Regions from separate parts of the Homo sapiens genome. Here region 2 is linked to region 1. A link is an interaction called in ENCODE POLR2A ChIA-PET data of the cell type or tissue named here. Cell type or tissue: HepG2. All regions are shown on one strand.

Evidence for each region. Peaks named below come from ENCODE experiments on the same cell type or tissue, not always from the same donor. Only the 100,000 strongest peaks of a DNase experiment are listed, where the experiment ranks them.
Region 2: POLR2A ChIA-PET joins it to region 1 with 5 read pairs; 2 of 35 experiments call an interaction of 5 or more read pairs at or near these places.

Annotation. Positions count from the first base shown.
Region 1 is chr7:55,176,354-55,181,353 of GRCh38, reverse strand. EGFR (epidermal growth factor receptor) reads right to left here. Exons shown (of 28, transcript NM_005228.5): 20 at 1-61. EGFR-AS1 (EGFR antisense RNA 1) reads left to right here. Exons shown (of 2, transcript NR_047551.1): 2 at 1-1,604. Among named protein-coding and RNA genes, the nearest start is that of EGFR-AS1, 10 kb to the left of the region's middle. RefSeq lists an enhancer at 1-154. In HepG2, no CTCF peak of the experiment used is centred here; DNase peaks (open chromatin) are centred at 2,373 and 3,433; H3K4me3 peaks cover 3,227 bases.
Region 2 is chr7:55,230,801-55,235,800 of GRCh38, reverse strand. No RefSeq gene overlaps it. Among named protein-coding and RNA genes, the nearest start is that of ELDR, 22 kb to the left of the region's middle. In HepG2, no CTCF peak of the experiment used is centred here; no DNase peak of the experiment used is centred here; H3K27me3 peaks cover 2,739 bases.

The DNA of each region.
Region 1 (5,000 bases):
GGCAGATGCCCAGCAGGCGGCACACGTGGGGGTTGTCCACGCTGGCCATCACGTAGGCTTCCTGGAGGGAGGGAGAGGCACGTCAGTGTGGCTTCGCATGGTGGCCAGAAGGAGGGGCACATGGACCCCTTCCAGGTGAAGACGCATGAATGCGATCTTGAGTTTCAAAATACGTACTCATGGAGGAAAAGCTGTGCCTGCAAAAGACCTAGCACAGGGACGTTTACGCAGGGCTGTGAAGTGACAGATGCAGTGGGAGAGGGCCCCTCCTGGGTGCATCTGGGGATTCCCCATGACAGAGAGGCCCAGGCAACAGTGGCCATGAGGAGCACATTGGATAAAGGAGGAGTCGGAGTCACCTGATCTCTGAGTTTGGGAACTGATAGTATCTTTGTTATGAAGACCTCCGCCTCAAGGTTGAGGATGCTGTGTTTTAAAATATCATGAGGGCCTGTAGGAATCTGTGTGGGGTCCGGAACACCCTGGGTAATGACTGACCCTGCACATCAGGAACGCTGGCTGTGGGTGCTGCAGAGGACAAGCGATGGAGAAGGCATCCGGGGAGCACCGAGCCAGCAGGGAGAAAGGCCTCCCTTCCCCACAGGCCAGGCTTGGCCCTGACTGTGCTCTGGGAAATGGGTGGGCATTTGGGCTGGGGACCCTGCCCACAGCACCTCTGCAAAGAGTAGCTGGATAAGCTCTTTCAATAGACCAGTCCCAGGTTTTGAAATGGACAGAGCATTCAATCTACAGTGACTAAAGGCTGCCTGGCTGCCCGGGACCCATTTCTAAAGAGAAGTGGTCTCTCTGTGCTGTGCCCCCAGGCTCCCTATGGGAAATCCATGCTGCACTGAGTCAGGCATCTGCTGCCCTGCTAATTCCGGCTGGCTGCCAAGGCAGGGGCCTTCCTTTGACAGAGCCATAAATACAGACTTTATTTTAACCCTTCTGCTATTCTTGGGCTGAGGAAGCTAAATTTATTTGCAATCAGGCACACAATGGGGCCCTCTTTTCTGTCTGACTGAGAATGAGGGAATCCCCAATTTCCACCCATAAATTCTCTTTCTCTTTAAAATACAAATGGTGGTGACCTTTTATTCAGATATGGAAAAGAACACACAGACTGTAGCAGAAAGCATCCACAGCTGCTTTTCACATCTCAGCAATGCCTATGTTTTGAGTGTGGACTTGGGCAAGTTAGTTTCTCTGCAGAAGTGAACACACTGAGCCAGGCTCTGAGATAGGGTGCTGCTCCAGGGTGCCCGGGCAGGTCAGGAGCAACAGGCTGGCGGGAGGCAGGGTGGAGATAGGAGACAGGAGACAAAGGCAAGGTGGGGCGAGGGGACACAGACAGTGGACCCTCAGTATCTGGGGAATTGGTTCCAGGACCTCCCTTAAATATCAAAATGTGAGGATGCTCAAGCCCCTGATATAAAGTGGCACAGCATTTGTGTGTAACCTACAGACATCCTCCCATCTACAGCATCTCCTGATTACCTATAGTACCTAATACAGTGCAAATGCTATGTGAATAATTGTTATGCTGTATTGTTTAGGGAATAATGACAAGAAAAAAAGTCCGTATATGTTCAGTACCGATGCAATTTTTTTCCCCAACGTTTTTCATTGTGGTTGATTGAATCCATGGATATGAAACTGCAGACATGGAGGGCAAACTGTAAATATTTACTAAAATACAAATATGCTCACACGCTTTCCTTGCCCTAAACCCTGCCCTGGCCGTCCCTGTTCCTGGGAAGCCCCGAGGCTGACTGCCCTCCTCCCTCCAGCCTCTGGTCCTCCTGCCCACCTTCTCCCCAGGAGAGCTTCCCTCCACCCTTACCCACGGGAGAACCTCTGTCCCCAGAACCCACCTCCTCCTTCCTTAGCAGACTCTTTCTCAGAGGAGCCTTCCTCGACTCTTCAATCTAAATGAAACTCTCCTGGTATCTTGCAGTTTTTCCTTCAGAAAGCAGCCTCAGCATTGCCTGGGAACCTTTTAGAGCCACACATTCTTGGGTCCCGCCCCCAGGCCAAGAGGGTGAAATGCAGGAGACAGGCCTAGCCTTCCATATGAACAAACCCTCTGGACTCTGAAGCTTGATGAAGCTGAAGAGCCACTGCTTTGAGGCAGTCATCATAATCTGTACTTAAATATTTGTGTGATTTTAAAAATACCCTCCCCACCAAGTTTTTGAGGAAAGAACGGCTTGGTCAGCCCCTAGCACACGCTTAGGGTCTAGCTGGCGCTCTGCAGTGTCGGATCACCCGGCACACACTTGCTCTTACGTTGACTCAAGTCTCCGCCCCGTATCTGTTGGCAAGTACGTGGCAAGTGCTCTGAGGGCCTGGACCTTTGCTTCTTCAACATTCCAGCAGGGACTAGGGCAGATCTAGGCACATACCTACTTCAAAACTGTCAGGGTTGAACTGTACTGAAGTCATGAAGGTCAAAGACTCAAAGCAAGTCAAAGTCCAGGCCACTTGCATTCAAGACAAACAAACAAAAACTATAGCTTTAAATATTTCCTGCAGAGTGTTTAGGCTCTCTATTTTCAAGGAGAGTGTGTGTTATTTTCCTTTTATATTCTAAAGATAATGCCACAATTTTAAAGAAGAGAGGAGATATTTAATATCTGTGGACTCAGTAGATATTGAAAATATCCCTTTAACTTGGATAAGTGCTTGTTTATAAAAAGTCAGAACTGGACAGGGCCAGGAAGCGTATTTTGTCTGAGGTCACTGTAGTCAGAGGGTAAGCTGAGGCTGACGAGGTGAACGGCCCACCTGAGGCCACCCTGAGCAGGGTCAGGTCAGGCCCACAACCAGGTCTCCTGACCCTGGCTCCCTCCATGGCCCACTGCTCACCCCAATGGGTCGGAGGCGCCCCAGGTCCTCTGTGTGAAGGCAGCCTGTGGGGCCTGTTGGGTGCTCCAGTTAACAGACTTTAGACGTGGGAGACACACACACAGTACACCTAGAAATCTGTTTTGCGTTCCCTTCCATTGCCTACCCTAAATTTAAACTGGAAAGCCTATGAAAATTTAATACGCCATGGGATTGCCAGAAAGCACAAATCACATCTCTCCCCCGGAGTCTGGGAAGCTGTACAACCATAACACCAAAGAAACCCTCTGGCTCTTCCTATTTTCTCAAGATCTGGTTGAGACTTGAAAACATATTGTATTCATTTGAGAGGGAAGAAAAATCTGCAAACCAGAGCAGTTTGAGCAGCCCATCTGCTGCAGGGCCTCGCAGGGCTGACCTGGGGCTGGGAATGGGGAGCAGAGCGGGGGGCGTGGGTGTCGGCCACACAGAGCCTGGAGCCCCGCCAGGCCCCATCCTACTAACATCTGATAGACCCACTGGGCCATCACTTCCTCCCCACCCAGCAGGCACAATGGGAACGCTGTTCAGTCGTGTGTCCCGTTCGGTGTACGCAGAAGCTAAAGCGAGCTTTGTTCTCGGCTGTTTGTCTTGGAAGTAGTAAACGTGCACCGTGACCTACAGCAAGCATGCTTGGTATTCCACAACAATCTTCGTGGAGCCCCAGCACCCACAGGCTGGCAGGCAGAGCGCACAGTTGGAGCCCCCATGGCTCCTAGCCCAGTCCCACCGCAGGAGTGTCCCTGAGGCTTTGTGACCTTGAAAGCCTGTTATTTTGTCCTAACTGCTGACATGACTTTTGGTTCCTTCCTTCTGGCTTGTCTCTCTCATCTGTGAATGGCTCTACCGTATGAATTGGGATTCCACTAGCTCTTGAACTCCTTAAGGAGAGGTGTACGTCCAGCCTTATGAATGAAGGGCAGGTGTCCCCTGCATTTTAAGAACTTTACTCATTCACTAAGCCACTGCTAGCAACATGGAACTGGGGCTGCAGTGTGTGTGCCGGCTGTGGGGGCCTGGTGTCTGCAGGGGAACGTGAGTATGGAGTCATTGCTGCCGTGCATGCGTGCATGTGAGTCTTTCTAAGAGCACACATGGCCCCATGAGCTGTCCTGCCACAGGATTAAGGTGCTATTTAACTCCCTGTTGAAATTGGCCTGGGCACTGCTGGCTTTTGCTTTCTTTACCAGAAAGTGCCTCCTCCAGCTTCCCCCTCTCCATCCCAGTGTGGTGCCCTGCCCGCCAGGATTGCTGGTGAGGCCTGGGCAGCCTGAGCTGCAGGACAAACCACAAACCACAGGCTTCAGGGAACACTCCAGGCTTGTCGCCCTCTGACTGCAGCAGACATGACATCCATCATTGGAGAGGAGGGGGGACATGGCCGCAGTGAAGAAACATGGGGCAAGGAAATAAAATGATGGAGGGGGAAGAGGGGATGAGGAGACAGGACAAGCAGGAGGCCAAACTGAGCTTTCTTTTATTTCTTTTATTTATTTAATATATTTAGGGATATATATATATTTAGAGAGAGATATATATATATTTAGAGAGAGATATATATTTAGAGATATATATCTCTAAATATATATAAAATATATATAAATCTCTAAATATATATCTCTCTAAATATATATCTCTCTAAATATATATCATATATATTTATATATCTAAATAACTATATACAGAGTATATATAGATATCTATATTCAGATATATATAGGTATCTATATTAATATTTATATCTAACTATTTTTTTGAGCAGGGTCTTGCTTTGTCACCCAGGCTGGAGTGCAGTGGTGAGATTTTAGCTCACTGCAGCCTAGATCTCCTGGACTCAAGCCATCTTCCCATCTCCTGAGTGGCTGGGACTACAGGCATGAGACACCACACCCAGCTAATTTTTTATTTTTTGTAGAGACTGGGTCTCAGTATGTTGCCCAGGCTGGTCTCAAACTCCTAAGCTCAAGGGATCCTCCTGCCTCAGCCTCCCAAAGTGCTGGGATTACAGGCGAAAGCCACCATGCCAGGCCCATGGACGCTTCAGATGTTGGGTGCACTTAACTTTTAAGCCTTGACCTTATCTATCTTCTACCCCATTTCCAACTCCACAGAAG
Region 2 (5,000 bases), 54 kb before region 1:
CCTGGTTGCAAGATGGCTGCTGCACCTCCAGGCAAACGTTAGAATTCTAGGTGGGAAGAAGGGGGCAGGGAAAAAGCAAAGGGGTTCCAGGTCCTGGCCATGGGGCCTGAAGCATGAGCGGTCTGCAGGGCTCTCAGGCCTTCCACACCCCAGGCTGCCCCCGTGAGTGCAGCGCTCCCACAGGGAGTGGAGGCGATGATGCACAAATAAGCCAGAGAGTGCCCAAGTCTGGTACAATGGAGAAAATCAAACCCAAATCAGGAGGCTGGGCCGGGGGTCATGGTGAGTCAAGAAAAGAGGGTATTCTTCCCCACCTTCCCGCTAGAGCCACCGCAGGCCTGAAGCCCCTGGCACAGAGCCCCGCAGGGTTTGGGGTCTGCATGACTGAAATGGGGTGTGGAGGAGGCCTGAGGACTGCATTACCTGCACTTCCCAGGCTCTCCCTCTGCAGCCGGGCTGCCTTAGTGCAGGTCAGCTGCAACTGCAACCGCAACCGCAACCTGGTCACTTCCGGCAAGGGCAGAGCTCGCTCCCGCCGGGTGTGAGGTCTAGAATCGGCCTTCCTGCCCTGATCTTGTTCCCAGAACTCCTGGGGCGCACCTGGGAGCAATGCGGAGCCCCTCTATGTCTCCAAAGTCACGGCTTTCCTCTGTAATGCTATGACAGTGAAACAGCAAAAGAACACAACTCCATTTTTAAGGGGTCTTTACCCATTCTTGCACGTAGGGGAGGATAATTTTAGAGTACAGAGAAAATTAACAGCAATCATGTAGTTTTTAAAACTAGCTTTGGGACTAAAGGAGAAGTATGTAAACAACTATGTTTTGTGAAAGATTTCCAAGAGCACTGTGACCTGACCAAGAGCACTGTAACCAAGAGCACTGTGACAAAGCCATTCTCCACCTTCTTGGACCCGTGCTGGCTCCCAGGTGTCTGCGGTCCTCCATTACCTCTTGATCCCAACCCCCTCCTCTGTCTCCTGCCCTTAACATAAAATAGCCTAAAGTTTGTAGCGACTCGAGGTGGTGCTGTAGGATGCTAGTTGGCCATCTTCTTGGCTTGCTGGCACTCTTTTCCTCCCACCAGTTCTCTCGTGTGTTTGGATTCGAGCAGCGAGCAGCGGACCTTGGGTTTGGTTACCTCCGCCTGGAGCCCTGCCTGGGCTGCCCCGTGCCTGTGAGTTTCCTCCCGAGGCTGCTCTCTAGGCCTTCTCTTCACCCTCCTGCTCCTGTTTCCCAGGGCCTTCCTGATGGGTTGGACTCTGCTCTCTGGGCCCCCATTAGCCCCCTGGTGTTCTGCTCCACAGAGCTGTGGGAGTGTGACATCCCTGGCATCCCCAGAAGCCTGGGAACGCACCCTGACCCACTGCGCAGGCTCATGTCCAGCCTCCATCTCCCACCTTGCCTGACGGAGGCTGCGATGGGGCCCCGACCTCCAGCCTAGAGAGTGTGTCCACTGCCGTGGCCCTGTTCTCCCTTGGGTTTCTCCTGTGTGTGCCCTGGGTACTGTCTGCCCAGCTACATTTCTTCCCTCTTATTTTCTGCTAACAGTAGCCCCAGCTGTTAGGGTCATTGGTGGAAACCCTTAATCCCGGGAGGGTGACCTCCTCAACCCAGGTTGGAGGAACGCGGCTGCCCTACGAAACTCGGGCAGCTCTCTTTATCTGGGGCCAGTGACCTGGCAGATGATACACAACCCGGCGTCTAGGTTTTCTGATCCAACGGGGCTGGGTTCACTCACCATTCCTCTCTCCTCGTCCCTCATCTTCCTGCCTGGAATTCTAACTTGTCAGCTGAGGGGCAGCAGCAACCTTGCAAGCTGGTACGATGATGAAAGCTGGCACAGTCAGGGCGGTGCCTCTGGGCGATGCTGAGCTCTTCCATCTGCCCTGGGCTGACTCCCTTGGGGCTTATCCTAAGTAAGGAAATTAACCCCTTTTTGTTTAAAGCGTGAACGTTTTGGAATCACATTGTTTTCTGTGATTTGTGCCAGATTCATTCCTAAGTGACCTTCTCCCTTCCTTGTTGACCTGGGACTTAGGCAGAGTGTTCCTCAAGGTGCAGCCCAGGTGAACGTGTCAGATGCCCAGCAGAGACAGACAAGGACAGAGGAAAGAGTTCTCTCCTGTGGAAAAAGGGCAGTAGTAAGAGGTCTGCCCAGGCTCCAGAGAAGTGGGGAGTCCTAAGGGGCTTCCCAGGCCTGCGGTGGGTGAGGGAGCTGGCCCTGGAAGAAGAGAGGCCTGGTGGTAGGGCTGATTCTTCCAACAGGGCTGTGGCAATTCTCTGGGAAAGATTGTGCAGGCTGTGACCGAGCCCGCCAAGATTTTCCAGACCCTTGCAACCACCCGCTGCTGCTAGTTCTCTGCCTGGAAGCACCAGAGAAGCATCTTTTAGAGCTGTCCAGGGATTGCATGCATCTCCCACCCTTCAAGACCCAGGTTGCTCCTCGGTCTCCAGGTGCCATGGGTGGTGGGAGGCTTTTCTTCGCCAGAGCTAGAAAGTCAGGGCCTGCATTCTGAAGGCGGTGGGGGCACTGGGAATGCTTCCATCCACCTTTCATCACACGCTGAGATGCTGGGAGCAATAGGCGATTGTAAGGGTGGACGTGAGCAGATGGCAATGAGGATGGCAGGCCTGGCGGGCTGGGACTTGGGCCTGGAAATGCCAACTGAAGGTTGGGCCTGGAATGAGAGAAGCAGCCACATTGGGGGCAGCCAGAGGCAGTCTTCTGCTGGAGTCATGAAGTCAAAAATGAAAGTTCCCTGGAGCTAGACAAGAATATGGGAGAACATTTATGTCTATGGGGAAAATGAGGGCCTTCTAAAGCAAGATGTACAAAGCATCACATTTATCAAAAAATAAAGTTGATGTAAAAAATTTAAAATTACATTTTACCAAAGATAATATTTACAATGTATAATCCATGTGATCAGAAAATTAAAAATGAAAATCCAGAATAAATAATGAACTTTTATAAGTCAATAAAAAGAGAAGGCTGGGCACAGTGGCTCAGAACTGTAATCCTAGCACTTTGGGAGGTTCAAGTGGGAGGATTGTTCAGAAGTTCAAGACTAGCCTGGGCAACATAAGGAGATCCTGTCTTTACAAAAACTACAAAAATTAGCTGGACGAGGTGGTAACTGCCTATAGTCCCAGATACTTGGGAGGCTGAGGTGAGAGGATCACTTGAGCTCAGGAAGCCGAGGCTGCAGTGAGCTGAGATCCGCCACTCCAGCCTGGGCAATAGAGCAAGACAGTCTTGAAAAATGAAAATAAATAAAAGGAGTGAATTCTCCATCTTCAACTGACATATCCAGGTTCTTACACTGGGACTGATTGGGACTGACGAGATGTAGTGCTCAACCCACAGAGAGCAATGAAGTACAGGGTGGGGTATGGGTCTCCTGAGAGTGGCAGAGCCAGGGGAGCCCCCAACCCAGCCAAGGGAGGTGGTGAGTGATTGTGCGACCGTGTCTGGGAAACCATGCTTTTCCCATGGATTTTTGCAAACCTGCAGATCAGGAGATCCCCTCGTGAGCCCATTCCACCGGGGCATTAGGTCCAAAGCACAGAGCTGTGTGGAGTCTCAGTGGAGTGGCCACTCATGCACATGTGGAGACCCAGGAGTTTTGCATACTCTAGCCCCGGTAATTCTGGCAAGGCAGAATTCCCCTAGGAAGGGGGCTAAATCTAGGGGAGCCAAGTGGCATCATTCTGTGGCCCCTCTGCTGCACCTCACAATTTAAGACCCACTGGCTTGACATTCTAGACAGCTAGTGGCAGCAAGCTGGAGACTGCCTAAGATGGACTGAGTTCCCCAGGGGGGAGTGGCGGCCACCATCTCTCTGGTTTGAGTCAGCTGTTCTAGCCTGCTGGCTCTGGGGAGCCTGAGTGGTCCAGACTGAGAGGCGCTCCCCACAATGCGGCACATTGCTATGCCAGACTGTGGCCAGACTGCTTCTTTAAGTGGGACCCCGGTCCATCCCTCCTTACTGGGCAGGGCCTCCCTGTGGGAATTTCAGCAACTCTAGCTAGGGTTATATGGACAGAAATCTGATCTCCCTGGGATGGAGCCCCCAGGGGGAGGAGCAGCCTCTGTCTCTGCCATTGAGCCAACTCTTAGTTTTTCCAGCCTCCTGGTTCTAGAAAGTCCAGACAGTCTGCATGAGGGAGGTTCCCTTCAGCACAGTGCACCTGCTCTGCCAAGGGGCAGCCAGACTGCTTCTTTAAGTGGGTCCCTGATCCTGTTCCTCCTGACTGAGTGAGACCCCCCAAGAAGGGTCTCCAGACATCTCCTACAAGACTGTTTGGGCCAACATCAGGTCAGGGTCCCCCTGAGACAGAGCTCCAAGAGGAAGGAGCAGGCTGTCATAATTGCTGTTTTGCAGCCTTCACTGGTGATACCTCCAGGTGCAGGAAGGACTGAAGCAGCTAGGTCTGGAGTGGACCCCTAGCAAACCACAGTAGCCCTGTGGAAAAGTGGCCTGACTGTTAAAAGAAAAACAAACATCAACAACATCAACAACAAAAAGACTCCATTCAAATGTCAGCAACCTCAAAGATTGAAGGTAGATATGCCCGCAACGATGAGAAGGAATCAACGCAAAAATGCTGAGAACTCAAAAAGTTAGAGTCCCTTTTTTTTTCAAATGACTGCAACACCTCTCCAGGAAGGGCACAGAACTGGGCTGAGGCTGAGATGACTGAAATGACAGAAGTAGGATTCAGAAGGTGAGTAATAAAAAACTTTGCTGAGCTAAAAAAGCATGTTTTAACTTAACACAAAGAAGCAAAGAATTATAATAAAACAATACAGAAACTGAAAACCAGCATTGCTCGTTTTCAGAGCAAAATAACTGACCTGATGGAGCTGAAAAACACAACACGAGAATGTCACAATGGAGCCACAAGTATTAATAGAAGAGTAGAATAAACCAAGTGGAGGAAAGAATCTCAGAGCTTGAAGACTGTCTTTCTGAAATAAGACAGGCAGAAAAGAAT